Linked DNA regions of Homo sapiens: region 2 is linked to region 1. Evidence: chromatin loops called from intact Hi-C (ENCODE). Cell type or tissue: Caco-2. All regions are shown on one strand. Each heading gives the region's core, and the rest is flanking DNA. Links, peaks and the distances in the headings are about the cores only. Region 1 has its middle 100 kb from the start of CCZ1B. Region 2 holds the start of ZNF853 (zinc finger protein 853).

Evidence for each region. A loop is a pair of places that touch in the nucleus more often than their neighbours do. Peaks named below come from ENCODE experiments on the same cell type or tissue, not always from the same donor. Only the 100,000 strongest peaks of a DNase experiment are listed, where the experiment ranks them.
Region 2: it touches region 1 in a loop (6-fold over the local background); 1 of 110 quality-filtered maps calls a loop at or near these places.

Annotation. Positions count from the first base shown.
Region 1 is chr7:6,928,234-6,933,601 of GRCh38, forward strand. It overlaps the pseudogene ALG1L5P and the pseudogene FAM86LP. Among named protein-coding and RNA genes, the nearest start is that of CCZ1B, 100 kb to the left of the region's middle. RefSeq lists a silencer at 85-379 and enhancers at 85-379, 153-442. In Caco-2, for the core only: a CTCF peak has its summit at 2,754 (motif pointing left); DNase peaks (open chromatin) are centred at 278 and 2,708.
Region 2 is chr7:6,611,092-6,616,459 of GRCh38, forward strand. ZNF853 (zinc finger protein 853) reads left to right here and starts at 4,519. Exons shown (of 3, transcript NM_017560.3): 1 at 4,519-5,095. The coding sequence starts at 5,084. RefSeq lists enhancers at 2,649-3,402, 3,403-4,156. In Caco-2, for the core only: no CTCF peak of the experiment used is centred there; a DNase peak (open chromatin) is centred at 2,830; H3K4me3 peaks cover 1,533 bases.

The sequences.
Region 1 (5,368 bases), core at 225-5,224:
CTCCAGCCTGGGTGACAGAGTGAGACTGTCTCAAAACAAAACAAAACAAAATGACAACAAAAAAAAAACAAATTGTGGTTAAGTAGAAAAAGTGTCAACTTACATTTTCAGATGTCCCAGCCAGGCCGTGTGGCTGCTTGGCCGGCTTAAGCCACTTGTGCTTGGTGCTGTCGGGTGCCTTATCCGATTTTCACTCCCCTCAGGGGATGTTGCCTCACTGTGCTGGGAGGATTTGTGTTCCCAGGGCAGAGACCAGTGCTCTGACCGCACCCCTCTTGCCTAGCAGGGTCGGTGGACCTGGGTGTCTGTCTGCACACGTTCTCCAGTGGCCTGGACCTGCCCATGAAGGTGGTGGACATGTTCGGGTGCTATTTGCCTGCGTGTGCCGTGAACTTCAAGTGGTAGGAGCAGAACCCGAATCTTTCTAGGGATAGCTTCACAGATCCACCGCTGAGGGGGAAGCAGTGCAGAGGGAGCTGCCCACAGTGAGGCCCTGCCCCTCGGTCAGTCCAGCACACACTGGAGGCCACGAGGAGGAGCCCTGCGGTTACTGTGGCTGGGCTGAGCCTCACTGAAGTAGTTGCTTCCATTTAGAGCTCATGTTATATTTAGGCTGGTACAAAAGTAATCACGGTTTTTGCCATTAAAGATGGCAATTACTTTTGCACCAACCTAATATGAAAAAAAAGCATCTTAAATACTAGAACTCCACTCGGGGCTTTTGCTCCTGGAGTAGAATTGGCGGGAATTGCCTGCAGGCTTACATGGTCTTCTTTGTTTCTTTCTCTCCCACCATGTCCCTTTTGGCCAAGCTCACGTGGTGGGTTTGAATCAGTTGAATGAGTGTCATGCTGTGGCCTCACTCCACCCAGCATAGACGGGTGTTTGGAAGGGCACTGTTAGAGGAGATTCTAGAAGCAGTAGCCCCAGCACAAGCTGAGCCCTTGGCCCCTGCTCAGGAGCCGGCTCATGGATGGGATTCAGCGATGTGAGCCCCTCCTGTGAGCTGAGCTCAGGGAATGTCGGGATCAAATCTGGTGCCCTAGAAAAGTCATCTTTTATGTGCTGAGCCAGTCCCCAGGGTGTTCCCTTTACTTGTTCCATGGCCATGGAATTAAGAAAAACATGCAAAAATAATTCTTCAGTCCTTGAAGAGCATCCAGCACAGAAGGTACAAACCCCCCTTAAGGCTCCCTCCTCAAATCGGTTTGGCCACTTAGATGTGCACCCCCCCAGGCCTTTATACCCTTCAGATGCCAAATCTAAGAACGAGCTCCCGGAAACCACACCCCCTGTTCCAACCCCCAGCCTGGCTTGAGCATGGGGTTGGGGGGGTGGAGCCCAGGTGGGCACCCCAGGGGTCTGGTGTCTTCTCCAGGCAGCTCTCAGGCTCCCTTGGTTCTCTCTGCAGTTTAAATGAGCTGGTGAAACATGAAGAAAATGGCCTGGTCTTTGAGGACTCAGAGGAACTGGCAGCTCAGCTGCAGGTAGCCACATCTGCCACCACGCCAGGGTGGGGAGGGTTCTGGAGACTGGCTCCGAGCCACGCTCCCTGATCCCTTCTTCCCACAGCCAGGGTGGGACCATGTAGGGTCTGGCGGAAAAGCTAGGGAGAGAGCAGAGGTCACAGGCCGGCCCACTCTGCTGTCCCGTTTTGGTACAGTAGGCTCAGGAAAGTTAGGACACACCCCCACCTGCCCTCTGGATTTATGGAGCTGACACTCCACAAATGATGCTGGAGCCGGGTGGGCCAGGCTGCAGTTTAGGAAGTGATCAGGATCACGTAGGTGGGCGGGCAAAGGGAGCTTCTGGGACCAGCCTTGAAAGATGGGTGGAATTCTGCAAAGGTTACTTGTTTCTTATTGCTAAAAGTAATACACCATTCTTGCCAACAGAATGATTGGCAGGATTTTCAGTAAAGGTCCAGGTCGGAAGTCATTTAGACTGGGTCCCCCAGTCTCTGTCAGAACCATGGTACTGACATGTGGTGTGAAAGTAGCCACAGATCATCTGTCGATTAAGGGGTGTGGCTCTGTTCAAATAAAACTTTATTTACAAACACAGGCTGTGGGCTGGATTTGGCCTGCAGGCTGTAGTTTGTGATCCTTGATTCAGACAGTTTAGCAAGGCTGCAAAGAACACAGACACCCCCTTGTTACCCACAGATGGGTGGGACATGGCCAGAGGCCAAAAGGAGGGTGCTTGCAGGGGAACATACAGCATGTAGAGGCCGGGAGGTACTCCAGGGCACCAAGTGTGGGAAAGTGGGACACACGGGGAAGTTTCCAGAAAGCGTGATGTCAAGTTGGAGGCAGAGCGCTGCTGGGGTGTGAAGAGTCTCGAGTCCAAGTGAGGGAGTTAAGAACTTGGGAGGGGTTGTTGTTGGGTTGGGGACATGGGGTCAGCCAGGTGGTGACCTGGGATGGGGTGGGGACAGGAAATGAGTTAAGCTCTGCTCTTTATTTTTTTGCAGATGCTTTTCTCAAACTTTCCTGATCCTGCAGGCAAGCTAAACCAGTTCCGGAAGAACCTGCGGTAATCGCAGCAGCTCGGATGGGATGAGAGCTGGGTGCAGACTGTGCTCCCTTTGGTTATGGACACATAACTCCTGGGCCAGAGGCTAAAACCCCGGGACCCCTGCTGTCCTTCCCGCAGCTTCTTCTCGGAGTCTCAGGGCAAACCCTTTCGAGCAGCGCCTCCCAGTGGCCAGAAGGTGAAATGACGGCAGTGGTGCCGCCTGGTGAATGAATTGGTTCTGTGACCCGGGAAGCTGTGCTTGGTTCTGATTTCTTTTCTGGAGGCTCAGAAACACTTCCTCTCTTCTTCTGTTCTTCATGCCCCATGCCCCTGCTAGCGTATTACTGTTCTGTGACTTCTGCAGTACTCCTTATCCTGCGTTTGGTCTCCAGGTGTCATCTTTCTGCCGTGTTCCTAACATTTTGATTCCTGTCTTGAAAAAAGCACCTGCTGCACCGTAAGCCCAGGGATGTGGCAGCTGCAGCGGGCTTGGCTTTGTGAAGAACCGAGTGTGTCCACGGATGTGGCAGCTGCAGCGGGCTTGGCTTTGTGAGGAACCGAGTGTGTTCAGGGATGTGGCAGCTGCAGCGGGCTTGGCTTTGTGGGGAACAGAGTGTGTCCACGTTGGGGGAACATCATACTTGATACACACTTTTTATTTGCACAAAGAAAATGCTGTTTTTGGAGCCAGAGTTTTCATGTCTGATTGATGGCGATTTTCTTCAGAACCAGAACTGCTGGCAGAAAGGGAGCACCCACACGCTTAGATAGCTGATGTCTTATTAGAGGGCAGTTTGTGGTTCCTGATTTGGAAATTAACATTCTCCAAACATTCCAGTCCAATGAAAGTTTTATCTGCTTTCCCATATAAAAACTCTTCCCACAAGAGTGACTTGATTCTCACAATCCCGTTGGAGTCGTGTGTGAATCCTACAGTGTGAGGTTCAGCATTGCCATCTCCAAGTGCTCTTCGTAGGGAAATAGTTTCTGGTCATGACGAGGGTTCCACTTCCCATCTGATCCTGGCCTGCCTGGAAACAGAGGACATGTGTTTCAGGATGGCAGAGTTTGGGGACAGGACATGAGCGTATTGTGTGGGGCTGCTAGGACAGGCCTGGCGGGGTCGGGGGGTGTCCAAGTCAGTTTACTTGGTTCACAGGTTCCCAGGCCCACCCAGGTGCCTAGAATTGGCCTCCAGGATGGGACCAGAAATCTGGTTTTGCATAGAAATGGCTAGCAGCAGGCACCGTGCCGCTGTCCAGTCTCTGCCCGCGTCTGCCCCAGCACTTGGCACAGCGGGACAGACGCAGAGATCTGAACCCACATCTACCTGGCTGCTCAGTCAACCCACTCTCCACAAAGCTTAGAAAGCAGCCAGGCACAGTGGCTCACGCCTGTAATCCCAACACTTTGGGAGGCCAAGGCGGGTGGATCACTTGAGATCAGGAGTTCGAGACCAGCCTGGCCAACATGGTGAAACCCCATCTATACAAAAATACAAAAATTAGGCAGGCACGATGGCAGGTGCCTGTAATCCCAGCTACTTGGGAGGCTGAGGCAGGAGAATTGCTTGAACCCAGGAGGCGGAGTTTGCAGTGAGCCGAGATTGTGCCACTGCACTCGAGCCTGAGTGACAGAGTGAGACTCCATCTCAAAAAAAAAAAAAAAAAATCACACACACACACACACACACACACACACACACACACACACACACACAGCTTAGAAGGGGCTGGTGTTCTCATAAGCACAGATATCTGAAGAGCCGTTAGCCAGAATGATTCTTTTTTTTTTTTTTTTTTTTGAGATACGATCTTGTTCTGTCACCCAGGCTGGAGTGCAGTGGCACAGTCATTGCTCACTACAGCCTCGACTCCTGGGCTCTAGCAATCCTCCCACTTCCTGAGTAGCTGGGATGACAGGTGCGTGCCACCATGCTAGTAATTTTTTTATTTTGTAGAGATGGGGTCCGGAATGCATGGCCTCAAGTGATGCTCCTGCCTCAGCCTCTTTTATTATTATTTTTTAGACAGAGTTTTACTCTGTTCCCAAGGCTGGAGTGCAGTGGTGCAATCTCAGCTCACTGCAATGCATCCCAGGTTCAAGTGATTCTCCTGCCTCAGTCTCCCGAGTAGCTGGGATTATAGGCGTGCACCGCCAAGCCTGGCTAATTTTTGTGTTTTTAGTAGAGATGGGGTTTCACCGTGTTGGCCAGGCTGGTCTTGAACTCTTGACCTCAAGTGATCCGCTCACCTCAGCCTCCCAAAGCCTCAGCCTCTAACAGTGTTGGGATTACAGGCGTGAGACACTGTGTCCTGGGATGATTTTCAATCACAGTTTTTTGTTACGAGTGGAAAATGCATATTTATAAAAATGAAGTAGTACAGACATGAACGTGTAGAAGTCTCTATAATCCTGCCATCCAAGGATGGCACCTGTTAACGTGTATATCAGGTATGTCCAATCTTTTGGTCTCCCTGCACCACATTGGAAGAAGAAGAATCGCCTTGGGCCACACATAAAATACACTAATGCTAGCAATAGCTGATGAGCTAAAAGAAAAAAAAATCACAAAAAAACCTCGTACTGTTTTAAGAAAGTTTACAGATTTGTGTTGGGCCGCAGGTTGGACGAGCCTGCTATATATATATTCTAGGTTTTCCCCTATAGGTATACTTATGTGAAAATGATTATTGTGATAATTTTATTTTGAGATGAAGTCTTGCTATGTTGCTCAAGGGGGCCACAAACTCCTGGGCTTAAGCCATCCTCCCGCCTCAGCCTCCTGAGTAGTTGGGAATATAGGTACTCATAACTATGTGTGGGTGATTATTATTATTTTTAAAACAAA
Region 2 (5,368 bases), core at 310-5,309, 320 kb before region 1:
CACCACGGCACTCCAGCCTAGGAGACAGAGTGAGACTCTGTCTTGGAAAAAAAAAAAGTGTCTTTAACATTCTGAGGGGAAACAATTGCCAATCTATAATCTATAGCTGAGACAGGGCTGGGCACAGTGGCTCACACCTGTAATCCCAGCACTTTGGGAGGCCGAGGCAGGTGGATCACGGGGTCAGGAGTTCAAGACCAGCCTGGTCAACATGGCAAAATCCCATCTCTACTAAAAATACAAAAATTAGCTGGGTGTGGTGGCAGGCACCTGTAATCCCAGCTATTCAGGAGGGTGAGGCAGGAGAATTACTTGAACCTGGGAGGTGGAGGTTGCACTGAGCTGAGATTGCACCACTGCACTCCAGTCTGGGCAACAGAGCAAGACTCTGTAAAAAAAAAAAAAGGAAAAGCTGAGACAGGAAGATCACTTGAACCCAGGAGTTCAAGGCTGCAGTGAGCCATGATGGCACGACTGCACTCCAGCCTGGGTAACAGAGCAAGATCTTGACTCAAAAAATAAGAAAGAGACAGACATGGTGTGAGAACAGGGATTAGTATGAGGATAACAAAGGCAAATCCCGGAAGGACGGCGGTGGAGGGGGGGGTCCCAGGTTGACAGTGGGCAGCAGCTCTGACAGCAGCCTGCCCAGTGTGGGTCTGCAGGGAGGAAGCCCCTGAAGAAACGCCCCTGGGAAACAGTGAAGCAAATACCTTCCTGACCAGATTGGCTAGGTGGAAAGTTGAGCTGGGAGGTATTTATAGCTCCAAAGGAGGATGTGGGAAGGCTTACTAAAAGATTCTAGCTGGGGCCGGGCATGCTGGCTTATGCCTGTAATCCCCGCACTTTGGGAGGCCAAAGCAGGTGGATCACTTGAGGTCAGGAGTTCGAGACCAGCCTGGCCAACATGGTGATACCCTGTCTCTACTAAAAATACAAAAATTAGCCATGTGTGGTAGCTTGTGCCTGTAATCCCAGCTACTCAGGAGGCCGAGACAGGAGAATCACTTGAACCTGGGAGGTGGCGGTTGTGGTGAGCCGAGATCAAGCCATTGTACTCCCCCCGGGAAACGAGTGAAACTCCATCTAAAAAAAAAAGATTCTAGCCCAGGCCGGGCATGCTGGCTTACGCCTGTAATCCAAGCACTTTGGGAGGCTGAGGCGGGTGGATGACTTGAGGTCAGGTGTTTGAGACCAGCCTGGCCAACATGGTGAAACCCCGTCTCTACTAAAAATACAAAAATTAGCCAGGCGTGGTGGCACATACCTGTAGTTCCCAGCTACTCGGGAGGCTAAGGGAGGAGAGTCACTTGAGCCTGGGAGGCAGAGGTTGCAGTGAGCTGAGATCACGCCACTGCACTCCAGCCTGGGTGACAGAGCAAGACTCCATCTCTAAATAAATAAATAAATAAAATAGCTGGGTGCAGTGGCTCATGCCTGTTAATCCTAGCACTTTGGGAGGCTGGGGTGGGAGGATTGCTTGAGGCCAGGAGTTCAAGACAAGGCTGGGCAACATAGGGAGACCTCGTCTCAACAAAAAAAATTAGCCTGGTGTGGTGGTGCATCCCTGTAGTCCTAGCTACTTGGGAGGCTGAGATGGGAGGATCACCTGAGCCTGGGAAGTTGAGGCTGCAGTGAGCTGTGATTGTGCCACTGCACTCTAGCCTGGGCAATGGGAGTGAGACCCTGTCTCAAAAACAAACCACAAAAAGCTCAGTGGGAGGAACTGTGTGTGGACTGGGTGGGACCCCTCTCTGGTGGCACAGGTGAGCAACGAGCCTAGGGGAGGGGAGCAGAGCCTGCAAGGTGTCAGAGAAGGGGCCAAGAGGAAGGTGAACCGAGGTGTTTCTCCCTGGACAGCATGGCAGAAGTGTCCAGTGCTGCCCAGAGGCCAAATATGATGAGGGTTTAGTGACGTGGACATTGCTGGTGACGTCACGGGGAGTTGTCTGGCTGCAGTGAGGCCAGGTCAGAGAGGAGAAGGAGGGATGGGCAGATGGGGATATGGCAAAGGAAGTTTGGCTGTCAAGGGCAGGAGAGAGAAGTGGGTAGCTCTTTTATGTTTTACAGACAGTCTTTTTTTTTTTTTTTTTTTTGAGACGGAGTCTCACACTGTCGCCAGGCTGGAGTGCAGTGGCGTGATCTCGGCTCACTGCAACCTCTGCCTCCTGGGTTCAAGTGATTTTCCTGCCTCAGCCTCCTGAGTAGCTGGGACTACAGCATGCGCCACCACGCCAAACTATATATATATATATATATATATATTTTTTTTTGTATTTTTATTAGAGACAGGGTTTCACCATGTCGGCAAGGATGGTCTCTATCTCTTGACCTCATGATCTGCCCACCTTAGCCTCCCAAAATGCTAGGATTACAGGCGTGAGCCACCGTGCCCGGCCAGCAGACAGTCTTGCTCTGTCGCCAAGGCTGGAGTGCAGTGGCATGATCATGCCTCACTGCAGCCTCCAAAGCCAGGGCTCTCACGATTCTCCTGCCTTGGCCTCCCAAAGTGCTGGGATTACAAGCATAAGCCACTGCGCCTGGCCCGGGTAGCATGTTTTTAAGATGGGAGAGCCCTGAGGATGTGTAAATCCTGTCAGAAAGAAGCCAGTGGAGGGAGAGGATAAAGACCTGAGGAGGGAGGGGCTCCTCAGGGCATGAGGGTTTGCAGGAGGCTAGAAGAGGCAGGTGCACACCTGCTCTGATCTTAAACTCCTGCCCATATCCTCCTCACCTTATCTGCTCGTCCTTATCCTGCCTAGCAGGCTGTCATCTCCACTTCACAGACGCAAGGCAGTCATTTGCCTGCAGTTACCTGGCTGCAAAAGGTCCCATGACCCTAGATGACTCTGTCTCCAAAGCCAGGCTCTTGCTGCACTTTTTCTAGCCTGGGGCAGAAGCCACCAGAGTGCAGGCTTTTCAGGCAAGGGCCAGAAAGGAAGCCTGAAACTCCAGTGCCTGTGGGGGCCAGAGAGATTCCAAAAACAGGACAAGGTGGCCACCTGTGCCACAGCAGTGTGAGCCCAGGGACAGGAGGAAGGGAGGGGGCTGTGAACCCTGAGGGCTCTTGTCCCCCACCAGGGGGGCATTCCTGCTGCACCCCAGGAGCACCTCCCAGATTCAAGCGATTCTCCTGCCTCAGCCTCCAGAGTAGCTGGCGTTACAGGCATGTGCCACCATGCCCGGCCAATTTTGTATCTTTAGTAGAGATGGAGTTTCTCCATGTTGGCCAGGCTGGTCTCCAACTCCAGACCTCAGGTGATCTGCCCGCCTCGGCCTCCCAAAGTGCTGGGATTATAGGCGTGAGCCACCGCGCCCAGCATGTTTGCTTGTTTTTAGATGGAGACAGGGTCTCACTCTATCACCCAGGCTGGGGTGCAGTGGCGCGATCATAGTTCACTGCAGCCTCGACCTCCTCCCGGGCTCAAGTGGTCCACCCACCTTGGCCTCCAAAGTAGTTGGGATTACAGGCTACTTTTCAGTAGCCCAGCTAATTTTTTAAAAACCTCTTTTGTAGAGATGGGGTCTTGCTATGTTGGCTAGGCTGGTCTCAAACTACCAGCCTCAAGTGATCCTCCCGAAATGCTGGGTTTACAGGCGTGAAGTACCATGCCCTGCCCCCAGATCTTTGGTTTTTTCTAAAGAATTTGAGCATCCCAATTTGAATTTGAATTCTCCAGGTTAGAGAGGTTTGTGCACCGAGAACAGGAAAGTTAGGTGGTGCAACATTAAGACGGGGTTAGGGAAGGCCTCCCTTGGAGAAGACCCCTGACCCAGGCAGGAATCCACTTGCCAAGTAGGGAAAGAGGAGAGGAGAGGGTGAGGGAGGTGGGAGGCCTGACCACCAGCCTTGTGGTCAGCGAAAGGCCGCAGGGGCGCTGGGCGGGAGGATTCCAGCTCTGCCAGTTCTCCACGGTGGCCTCATTTGATCTATGCAGGTCACAGTCCCTGATCGGGGGAGGGAGGCACACACTCCCTACTGGCCTGCCCTCCCCAGCCCCGGGGTCTAGGAGGAGGGCTCCACGGTGCGGACCGGGGTGGCCTCTCCAGGGCCCGCTCGGGCCGGGCCCGGATGGCGCCTACTCCCTCTCCGAGTGCCATCGAATTGTGTGCTAATTAGCCACAATTTGCACCGCGGCAGGGGCGCCCCGAGGCCACGCCTGCCCTCTAGGGGGTGGCAGGGATCGGGTTGGGTACCCCCCACCCAGACACCCAGGCAGTGACAGTCGCCAACCCCGTGGCGCGAGGACACGCGCAGCAGGGATGCGGCACAGCGCGCGCTGCGCTCGGCACCGGCCAGCCCGGGACGCCCCAGGGGCCGCCGCATCGTGTCCCCCGGGCCGGGTGAGTGGCCGGGCCGGGAATGGTTAAGCCCACCGAGCTGCGGCTGCCTAGAGCGGCGGCGGCGACGGCGGCGGCGGCGGCGGGGGCCGGGGCGCGGGGGCGCGGCGGGCGGGCAGGGGCGGGGGACAGGATGCGGATGCCGGGGGGACTTCCTGTGCCGGCCCCCGCGCCCCCGCCCCCGGCCCGGCCAGCGGCCCGCACGGACGCACTCCCGGGCGGGCGGGCGAGCCCAGGGGGACCCGGCCTTGCCGCGGCGCCCGCCCCGCCCCCGCCCCGGCCCCCGCGCGGCCCGGCCCAGGCCGCCCGCAGGCTCCGGGCACCTGTAGCCCCCGAGGACCCGCGTCGCCTGGCCGCCGCCGACCCCAGGCGGGGCCACCCCGTGGTGCCGACCCCGGGCGCCGGCCTGGATCCCGCTGCCCGCGATGGTCCCGGGGGGCCGGCCCTGAGCCCCGCGCGGGATTCGGGGCCCTGCCTCCCGCCCCAGCCCCCGCCGGAGAGTCTCCACCAACTTCTGCTCGGCCGCTCCTCTCAGCCCCTTCCCTTGGCCCAGGGCGACCTCGGCAGCCCAGAGGGCGTGGACCCTCCGGAGTGCCCAGAAAGCCCCCGGGGTGGCCCTGCGCCTCCTGGCTCTTTCTGGATGGAGGCGCCTCCGGAAGGAGCCGGCTGCACGCCGTGGCCTTCACCTCGCAGCCTCTGCTGACCACACCTCCCTAGCGCAGAGGCTGCCCGGGAGCAGGAAATGCTCCACCAGGTGAGGCCCAGGGGGTCGTTGGCGCTGGGCAACCGGGGACGCGTCCCTTGAGAGAGTTTGGACTGGATGGCACGAGTCGGCCTGTTTAGGGGAGAGGGGCCAGCTCTGCACGGGCCAGGGTGGACTCTCAGGAGCGCCTGGGCACAGGGCCAGGCCGTGGGTGACAGTGCTCTGGACACCTGCCTTGCCCGGGAGCTGGGGTGGCAGCTGACACACGTGGCCTGCTGGCGGCCTTCTCAGAGCAGGCCAGGAAGGCAATAGAATGGAAGGGCG